Regions from separate parts of the Homo sapiens genome. Here region 1 is linked to region 2. Evidence: read pairs that join two places in POLR2A ChIA-PET (ENCODE). Cell type or tissue: A673. All regions are shown on one strand. Each heading gives the region's core, and the rest is flanking DNA. Links, peaks and the distances in the headings are about the cores only. Region 1 overlaps FCHO1 (FCH and mu domain containing endocytic adaptor 1). Region 2 overlaps CCDC124 (coiled-coil domain containing 124).

Region 1 (4,386 bases), core at 220-4,219, 180 kb after region 2:
CTGGGGAGGAGAATGAGGTAAAGATGGAGAAACTGCCCGGGCGCAGTGGTTCACGCCTGTAATCCCAGCACTCTGGGAGGCCGAGGCGGACGGATCACCTGAGGTTAGGAGTTCAAGACCAGCCTGGCCAACTTGGTGAAACCCTGTCTCTACTAAAAATACAAAAATTAGCCAGGTGTGGTGGTGCATGCCTGTAATTCCCAGCTACTGGGGAAGTTGAGGCATGAAAATCGCTTGAACCTAGGAGGTGGAGGTTGCGGTGAGCTGAGATCGTGCCACTGCACTCCAGCTTGGGTGACAAAGCAAGACTCCATCGCAAAAAAAAAAAAAGATGAAGAAGCTTTCAGACACCCTTGAGAGAGGCACTGCTCCTCTGGGCCTCAGTTTCCCCATCTCAAACACCTTAGCAGTGGCTTTCCATAATGGGGGGATGACACAACACTCTGAGGGATGTTTTGAAAATTCATAGAAGATTTTTTCTTACGTAATATATTTTATTAACAACAGTAGTAGGCTGGGCATGGTGACTCATGCCTGTAATCCCAGCACTTTGGGAGGCCGAGGCAGGAGGATCACTGGAACCCAGGGGTTCGAGACCACCCTGGGCAATATAATGAGACTCCTTCTCTACAAAAAAAATTTTTTTTAACTTAGATAGGTGTGGTGGTGCATGCCTGTAGTCCCAGCTACTCAGGATCCTGAGGTGGGAGGATCGCTTGGGCCCGGTAGGTCGAGGCTGCAGTGAGCTATGATCAGATCACCCTGGGCAACAAAGTGAGACTCTGTCTCCAAAAAGAAAAAAAAAAAAAAAGGCAGAGTGCAGTGGCTTACATCTGTAATTCCACCACTTTTGGAGGCTGAGGCGGGCGGATCGCCTGAGGTCAGGAGTTTGAGACCCGCCTGGCCAACATAGTGAAACCTCGTCTCTACTAAAAATAAAAAAATTAGCCAGACGTGGTGGCAGGCACCTGTAGTCTCAGCTACTTGGGAGGCTGAGGCAGGAGAATTGCTGGAACCCGGGAGGCAGAGGTTACAGTGAGCCGAGACTGCACCATTGCACTCTAGCCTGGGCAACAAGAGCAAAACTCTGTTTAAAAAAAAAAAAAAAAAAAAAAGCCAGATGTGGTGGTACATGCCTATAGTCCCAGCTACTCGGGAGCTGAGGTAGGAGGATCTCTTGAACTCAGGAGTTCGAGGCTGCAGTGAGCTATGATTGGGTCACTGCACTCTAGCCTGGGCAACAAAGCAAGATCTTGTCTCCAAAAAAAAAAATTCCAACCTTGAGTAGGTTATATCATCCTCTTTTGAGGAGGGGAGCTTTCGAAATCAGGTGATTGTTGTTTAAAAGGAGATATGGGCCTGACCGGGTTGAGAATCGGTCATTTCCAGGATTTTCGAGCCCCTCTGGTTCCTGGAATCCCCAGGGTTCTAGCCCCTGACCATGCAGGGCGTAGCCATTAGGTGGGCGTGACTACAGGATGGTGGGCGTGGCCTCTGGTGGATGGGGCTTGGGGACCTCACCTCTCCCGGATGAAGTCCGCCAGCTCCTTGGTGGAGATGGGCCCCTGCTTCACGCTGTGGTACAGGACCTCAAAGCCATGATTTTTCTCGCCCTGCAGGGGATGGGAATAGAGATTGAGAAAGGATGGAGAGAACATCATAGTTGCTTAGCAACGGGGGCGTGGCCAAGGAGCAGAAGTCCATCCCCTTGGCTGTAGGGACTTGTTCGGGCCTGAGCGAATCAGCTTGCTGCATTTCCCCTGGGCCATAGGGATTGTCTATGGACCTTAAATTTGTCCAATCAGAGAGAAGCCTGGGATTTTCTTTTTGTCCTATAGTTGCTGGGGAGGAATCTCATTTGTTCTGTGTCTTTGTCTCCTTCTGTCTTTGTGTCTCTGTCTTTCTCTCCGTTTTTCTGAGTCTCTCTGCCGTTTCTGTCTCAGTCTCCTCCCCTTTTCTCTTTGTGTCTTTCCATAAATGAGGAATTATGTGGCCACAGGGGATACTGGAAGTCAAATGGAAACCGTGAACCTTAGAAAGAAGCTGAACCAGAGGGCTTTTATATTTAAAAAAAAAAAAAAGTGTGTTGAGCTGGGCACGGTGGCTCACGCCCGTAATCCCAACACTTTGAGAAGCCAAGGTGGGTGGTTCACTTGAGGTCAGGAGTTCGAGACCAGCCTGGCCAACATGGCAAAACTCCGTCTCTACTAAAAATACAAAAATTAGCCAGGCGTGGTGGCGCGTGCCTGTAATCCCAGCTACTTGGGAGACTGAGGCAGGAGGATTGCTTGAGCCCAGGAGGCAGAGGTTGCAGTGAGCTGAGATCCTACCACTGCACTCCAGCCTGGGTATCAGAGCAAGACTGTCTCAAAATAAATGAATGAATGAATGAATGAATGAATGAAATAAAAATAAAAATAAATTGGAGTGGGTCACGCCTGTAATCCTAGCACCTTGGGAGGCTGAGGCGGGCGGACCATGAGGTCAGGAGTTTGGGATCAGCCTGGCCAGCATGGAGAAACCCTGTCTCTACTAAAAATACAAAAATTAGCCAGGCATGGTGGCGCACCCCTGTAATCCCAGCTACTTGGGAGGCCGAGGCAGGAGAATTGCTTGAACGTGGGAGGCAGAGGTTGCAGTGAGCCGAGATCACGCCATTGCACTCCAGCTCTGGGCAACAGAGGAAGACTCCGTCTCAGGGCGGGGGGGAAGTGTGTGTGTATATATATATATATATATATGTATATACATGAAAAGAAGTCAAATTGTCTCTCTTTGCAACATGAACTTATGTATAGGAAGGCCTAAACACACCACCAAAAAACTCCTAGAACTGATAAACAAATTCAGTTAAATTGCAAAATACAAATATCAACATGAAAATCAGTAGCGTTTCTATACACCATTAATAAAATATAGCTGAAAAGAAATCAAGAAAGTGATCCCATTTATACTAGCTACAAAAAAAAAAAAGTGTGTTAAATTGAGTTGCTGGATCAAACCAACCCTGAAAGCCACATTCCCCCATAATCATTTGATCTTATAAGCCAATACAGTCCCCGTTGCTTAAGTCACTGTAGTTGTGTTTTCTGTTCTTGTCAACATGGAAATTCCGCCTATGAGAACCCAAATTAGGGTCCAGGTTTGAGTTCTCTCCCAGGACCCACCAAAGCCCAGCACAGAATGAGAGACAGAAAGGGCATTTGAGTTCGTTGAATAAATAAACAAATGATTCTGCTGTTACCTGTTAGTGCCACTGGGAACTGAGTATTTCTACCCTGGTGCCTGCGAATGCCTTCACAAAATCTCTTTACTCCAATTTCTGGGGTTGTCATGGTGGGGGAGGCCAGGGCTGCACTGTGTGACCCAGGCAAGTCACTGCCCCCTCTGAGCTTTTAGGAGCTCCTCATTAAGATGGGGCAGGGAGGTTAGGCGCGGTGGCTCACCCCTGTAATCCCAGCACTTTGGGAGGCTGAGGCAGGCAGATCACTTGAGGTCTTGAGTTCGAGACCAGCCTGGCCAAAATGGTGAAACCCCGTGTTTACTAAAAATGCAAAATTAGCCAAGCATGGTGGCAGGTGCCTGTAATCCCAGCTACTCAGGAAGCTGAGGCAGGAGAATCACTTGAACCCGGGAGGCGGAGGTTACAATGAGCCAAAATCATGTCACTACACTACAGCCTGGGAGACATCTGCCTCTTACATGGAGATGATACAAGCAGCAAGATAATCCATGTCAATGCTCCCCAAAGCCCCAAAGGCCACTCTAGTTTTTGCTAATTCGTAACATTAGTTATTAATAGTTAGCATTTGTTTTAAATTTGCTTATGCTTCTTCCCCAAAGACATTTATGTTAAAGGGCAACTTTTTCTGCCACTCTCAATGGAAAATTGGGACCCTCTGCCGCATGAAAGGAGTAGGAAAAAATGAGGCAACAACTATATCTTAACGCCGGCCAGATTCTGTCACCTGGGAAGGGCATCATGCCTGAACACTACTAAGCTGTCCATTAAAAATGGTAATCAGGCCGGGCGCGGTGCCTCACACCTGTAGTCCCAGCACTTTGGGAAGCCGAGGCAGGCAGATTATCTGAGGTCAGGAGTTCGAGACCAGACTGGCCAACATGGTGAAACCCCGTCTCTACTAAAAATACAAAAATTAGCCAGGCGTGGTGGCACATGCCTATAACCCCAGCTATTCGGAGGCTGAGGCAGGAGAATCGCTTGAACCCGGGAGGCAGAGGTTGTAGTGAGCTGAGATCGTGCCATTGCACTCCAGCCTGGGTGACATAGCAAGACTCTGTCCCCCAATGCAAAAAAAAAAAAAAAGATGGCAAAACAGGAGACACAACATATTTCAGGATGAGGCAGGAATGCCTCAAATCATG
Region 2 (4,386 bases), core at 113-4,112:
TGACCTTGTAATCCACCTGCCTTGACCTCCCAAAGTGTTGGGATTACAGGTGTGAGCCACCATGCCCGGCCCCTTTGGTAAAGTTTTATGGGCATGCAGCCACACCTATTTGCTAACCTACTGTCAGTGGTGGCCTTCATGCTCAATGATAGGGTCTAGTGGCTTCCTGTCTGGCCCTAAGTGAAGTCTAAGCTATTCACCACCTGGCCCCAATTGCCTGTCCAACCCCCTCCATACCTTGTCCCGGATGCATGCAATACAGGTGTGCTCAGAGGTACATGCTTTCTGACCCACACTCCTAGGACAGGCATGCTTTGCTGTCCCTTAATCAAATCTCTTAACAGGCCAGAGGCGGTGGCTCACGCATGTAATTCCAGCACTTTGGGAGGCCGAGGTGGGCGGATCACTTGAGGTAAGGAGTTGGAGACCAGCCTGGCCAACATGGTGAAACCCCATCTCTACTAAAAATACAAAAATTATCCAGGCATGGTGCCATGCCTGTAATCCCAGCTACTTGGGAGGCTGAAGCAAAAGAATCGCTTGGACCTAGGAGGCGGAGGTTGCAGTGAACTGAGATCACGCCACTGTACTCCAGCCTGGGCAACAGAGACTGTCTAAAAAAAAAAAAAAAAAGGCCAGGTGCGGTGGCTCACACCTGTAATCCCAGCACTTTGGGAGGCCGAGGTGGAAGGATCACTTGGGGCCAGGAGTTTTAGACCAGCCTGACCAACATGGTGAAACCCCATCTCTACTAAAAATGCAAAAATTAGCCTGGCATGGTGGCGCACACCTGTAATCCCAGCTACTCGGGAGGCTGAGGCAGGAGAGTTGTTTGAACTTGGGAGGCAGAGGTTGCAGTGAGCCGAGGTCGCGCCACTGCACTCCAGCCTGTGCGACAGAGTGAAACTCTGCCTCAAAAAAAAAAAGCCTCTTAACAAAGGAGAAGGTGCCAGTCTGGCTCCAGCTCTTCCTCATAGCCACGTGATCTGGGCTTTCTGCCTTCTCTGCCTCAATTTCCTCATCCAGAGGATGGGGCCAACCCCAGTGGCCAAGACGCAGGCCACAGGGAGGATTAAGCCAATGATCTTGACACTATGGGCGGAAAGGTCTCTGGATTCTGTCTGGATACTGGATCTTTTTGTTTTATTTTATTATTTTTTTGAGATGGACTCTTGCTTTGTCACCCAGACTGGAGTGCAGTGGCGCGATCCCGGCTCACTGCAACCTCCACCTCCCAGGTACAAGTGATTCTTGTGCCTCAGCCTCCTGAGTTGCTGGGACTACAGGTGCGCGCCACCACGCCCAGCTAATTTTTTTATTTTTAGCAGAGATGGGGTTTCACCATGTTGGCCAGGATGGTCTCGAACTCCTGACCTCAGGTGATCCGCCTGCCTCGGCCTCCCAAAGTCCTGGGATGACAGGCGTGAGCCACCGCACCCGGATGGATACTGCATCTTTGACAGACATTGTTTTTCCTTTTGAGTTTTCAACTTTCCTATAGTGTCAAAATTTTGATGATCCCCCAACCCCCAAACTATAAATATCTCCATGGACCCAGTGCAGCAGGGTGGGTAGGGGTGGGGCTGGAAGAAAGCCAGGGACATTGAATGTGTGCTAAAAACAAGGCAGGATCTACCCCTTCACAGAAAGACAATGGGAGGCCAGGTGCAGTGGCTCATGCCTGTAATCCCAGCACTTTGGGAGGCTGAGGTGGGAGGACTGTTTGAGCCCAGGAGTTTGAGACCAACTTGGGCAACACAGTGAGATGACCCCCACCCCCTACACAAAATACAAACAATAGCTGGGCGTGGTGGTGCACGCCTATAGTCCCAGCTACTTGGGAGGCTGAGGCAGGAGGCTTGCTTGAGTTCGGGAAGTCAAGACTGCATTGAGCTGTGATCCTGCCACTGTACTCCAGTCTGGGTGACAGAGCAAGACCGTCTTTAAAAAAACAAAAAAAAGATGACGGGTAAAACAGGTGGGAATGTCCAGATTCCCCCCAAGAACTGGGCATGTTGTCAGGATAGCAGCCCCTAAGCTGGGGGGTTGCCTAGAGGGCCAGTGTCTCAGCTACCCAGGGTGTGGAAACCAGGAGCTGTGGCTAGCATGGGTCACTGGCGCCACCTACTGGGCCAAGCAGGTCAGCATCAGCCCTAAACCACAACCCAGACACCAATGAAGCATGGTGCTTGGCCCTGGGCTTTTTGATTCATCTTGAGTCACAGTCTCATTCTGTTGCCCAGGCTGGAGTACAGTAGCACGATTATAGCTTACTGCAGCCCTGAACTCCCAGGCTCAAGTGATCCTCTCACCTCAGCCTCCCAAGTAGCTGGGACCACAGGCACACACTACCATGCATGGCTAATTTGTACATGTTTTGTGGAGATGGGGTCTTGCTATGTTGCCCAGGCTGGCCTGGAGCTCCTGGCCTCAAGCAATCCTCTCACCTCAGCCTCCCAAAGTACTGAGATTACAGGCATGAGCTACCACGCCAAACGACGGCTTTTAAAAAATAAACACCTGGGCCGGGCACATTGGCTCAGGACTGTGATCTCAGCATTTTGGGAGGCCAAGGCAGGCGGATCACCTGAGGTTGGGAGTTCGAGACCAGCCTGACCAACCTGGAGAAACCCCATCTCTACTAAAAATGCAAAATTAGCTGGGCATGGTGGCACATGCCCGTAATTCCAGCTACTCAGGAGGCTGAGGCAGGAGAATCACTTGAACCCAGGAGGCAAAGGTTGCGGTGAACTGAGATCGCGCCATTGCACTCCAGCCTGGGCAACAGAGGGAGACTCTGTCTCAACAACAACAACAAAAATAAAATAAACACCTAGAAGAACCTGTGGACCTGGGTCAACAGGTTGGAAATGGGGGCCTGATCACAGCGTTTCTCAGCCTCAGCACTGCTGACATCTGGGGCTGGCTCATTCTTTGCTGTGGGGGCGTCCTGTGCATTCTAGAGTGTCAGCATCTCTGGTCTCCACCTTCTATATGCCAGCAACACCCCCTCTCCCCGAGTTATGACAACCAAACACATCTCCAGGTGTTGCCAAGCGTCCTCAGGGGCAGAGTAGCTCCACGGTGAGAATGACCATCTAGCCCAACCCTGACATTACTCAAAGGAGAGAAACATCCACAGAGAGCAATGACAGCCTCACTGTCCACAGACAAGCAAGACTGTGCCACCCCAGGGCCTTTCCACACACCATTTCCTCTGCCTCCCTCCCCTCTGCCATCTCCAGTGCCTCCTGGCATTTTGCTTTTTGTTTTCCGAGACAGTGTCTCACTCTGTTGCCCAGGTTGGAGTGCAACGGCACAATCTCAGCTCATTGCAACCTCCGCCTCCTGGGTTCAAGCAATTCTCCTGCCTCAGCCTCCCGAGTAGCTGGGATTACAGGAGCCTGCCACCATGCCTGGCTAATTTTTGTATTTTGAGTAGAGTCAGGGTTTCACCATTTTGGCCAGGCTGGTCTTGAGCTCCTGACCTCAGGTGATATGCCTACCTCGGCCTCCCAAAGTGCTGGGATTACAGGTATGAGGCACTCTGCCCAGCCTCTTTTTTTTTTTTTTTTTTTTTTGAGATGGAATCTCGCTCTGTTGCCCATGCTGGAGTGCAGCGGGGAGACCTCGGCTCACTGCAACCTGCGCCTCCCAGTTGAAGCAATTCTGCTTCAGCCTCCAGAGTAGCTGGGACTGTAAGTGTGCGCCACCACGCAGTTAATTTTTGTATTTTTAGTAGAGACAGGGTTTCATCATGTTGGCCAGGCTGATCTTGAACTCCTGACCCCAGGTGATCTGCCTGCCTCGGCCTCCCAAAGTACTGGGATGACAGGCGTGAGCGACAGCGCCTGGTCCCTCCTGGCCTTTCAGACCAAAGCTCAGAGGGCCCTCTCGCTATTCACCCACATTGACATAATGACCACTGGCCTTGGCCACAAGGCATGCGGGCCGCGGGGACTCGGAGTGCACGCACCTTGCGCTGCTCCTTCCTCATGACGTGTTTGTCGTCGTCCTTCCAGTAGGCATCCTCCAGCTCCTTCTGCTTCTTGGCATCAGCGGCCGCCTTGGCCTCTGCCCTACGTGCCCGGGCCGCTGCCGACTTGGTGTTCTCACCCTGGAACTTCTTGGGCATCCCTCAGCAGGCTGCGGGAAGAGGATGGGGATGGGGGAGCAGGGGCCGGAGGGGACATCGGCACTCAGCACCCCCAGAATCACACTTGGGCAGCCATGACCCTCTTGGGGCCTCTGTGGCCTTCTCTGTATAAAACAAGGGCTTTGGACTTAGCGCTCTCCTTGTAAAAGTTTATTAAGGCAAAATTCACATCATGACACCAAATGAGCTCATTTAGGCCAGGTCTGGTGGCTCACACCCGTAATCCCAGC

The links. ChIA-PET counts read pairs that join two places held together with the same protein. Peaks named below come from ENCODE experiments on the same cell type or tissue, not always from the same donor. Only the 100,000 strongest peaks of a DNase experiment are listed, where the experiment ranks them.
Region 1: POLR2A ChIA-PET joins it to region 2 with 6 read pairs; 7 of 35 experiments call an interaction of 5 or more read pairs at or near these places.

The regions. Positions count from the first base shown.
Region 1 is chr19:17,759,989-17,764,374 of GRCh38, reverse strand. FCHO1 (FCH and mu domain containing endocytic adaptor 1) reads right to left here. Exons shown (of 29, transcript NM_015122.3): 5 at 1,522-1,613. Among named protein-coding and RNA genes, the nearest start is that of FCHO1, 11 kb to the right of the region's middle. In A673, for the core only: no CTCF peak of the experiment used is centred there; a DNase peak (open chromatin) is centred at 1,724.
Region 2 is chr19:17,936,170-17,940,555 of GRCh38, reverse strand. It overlaps CCDC124 (coiled-coil domain containing 124), which reads right to left. Exons shown (of 5, transcript NM_001136203.2): 2 at 3,977-4,146. The coding sequence starts at 4,135. Among named protein-coding and RNA genes, the nearest start is that of CCDC124, 5.3 kb to the right of the region's middle. In A673, for the core only: a CTCF peak has its summit at 2,130 (motif pointing left); a DNase peak (open chromatin) is centred at 2,115.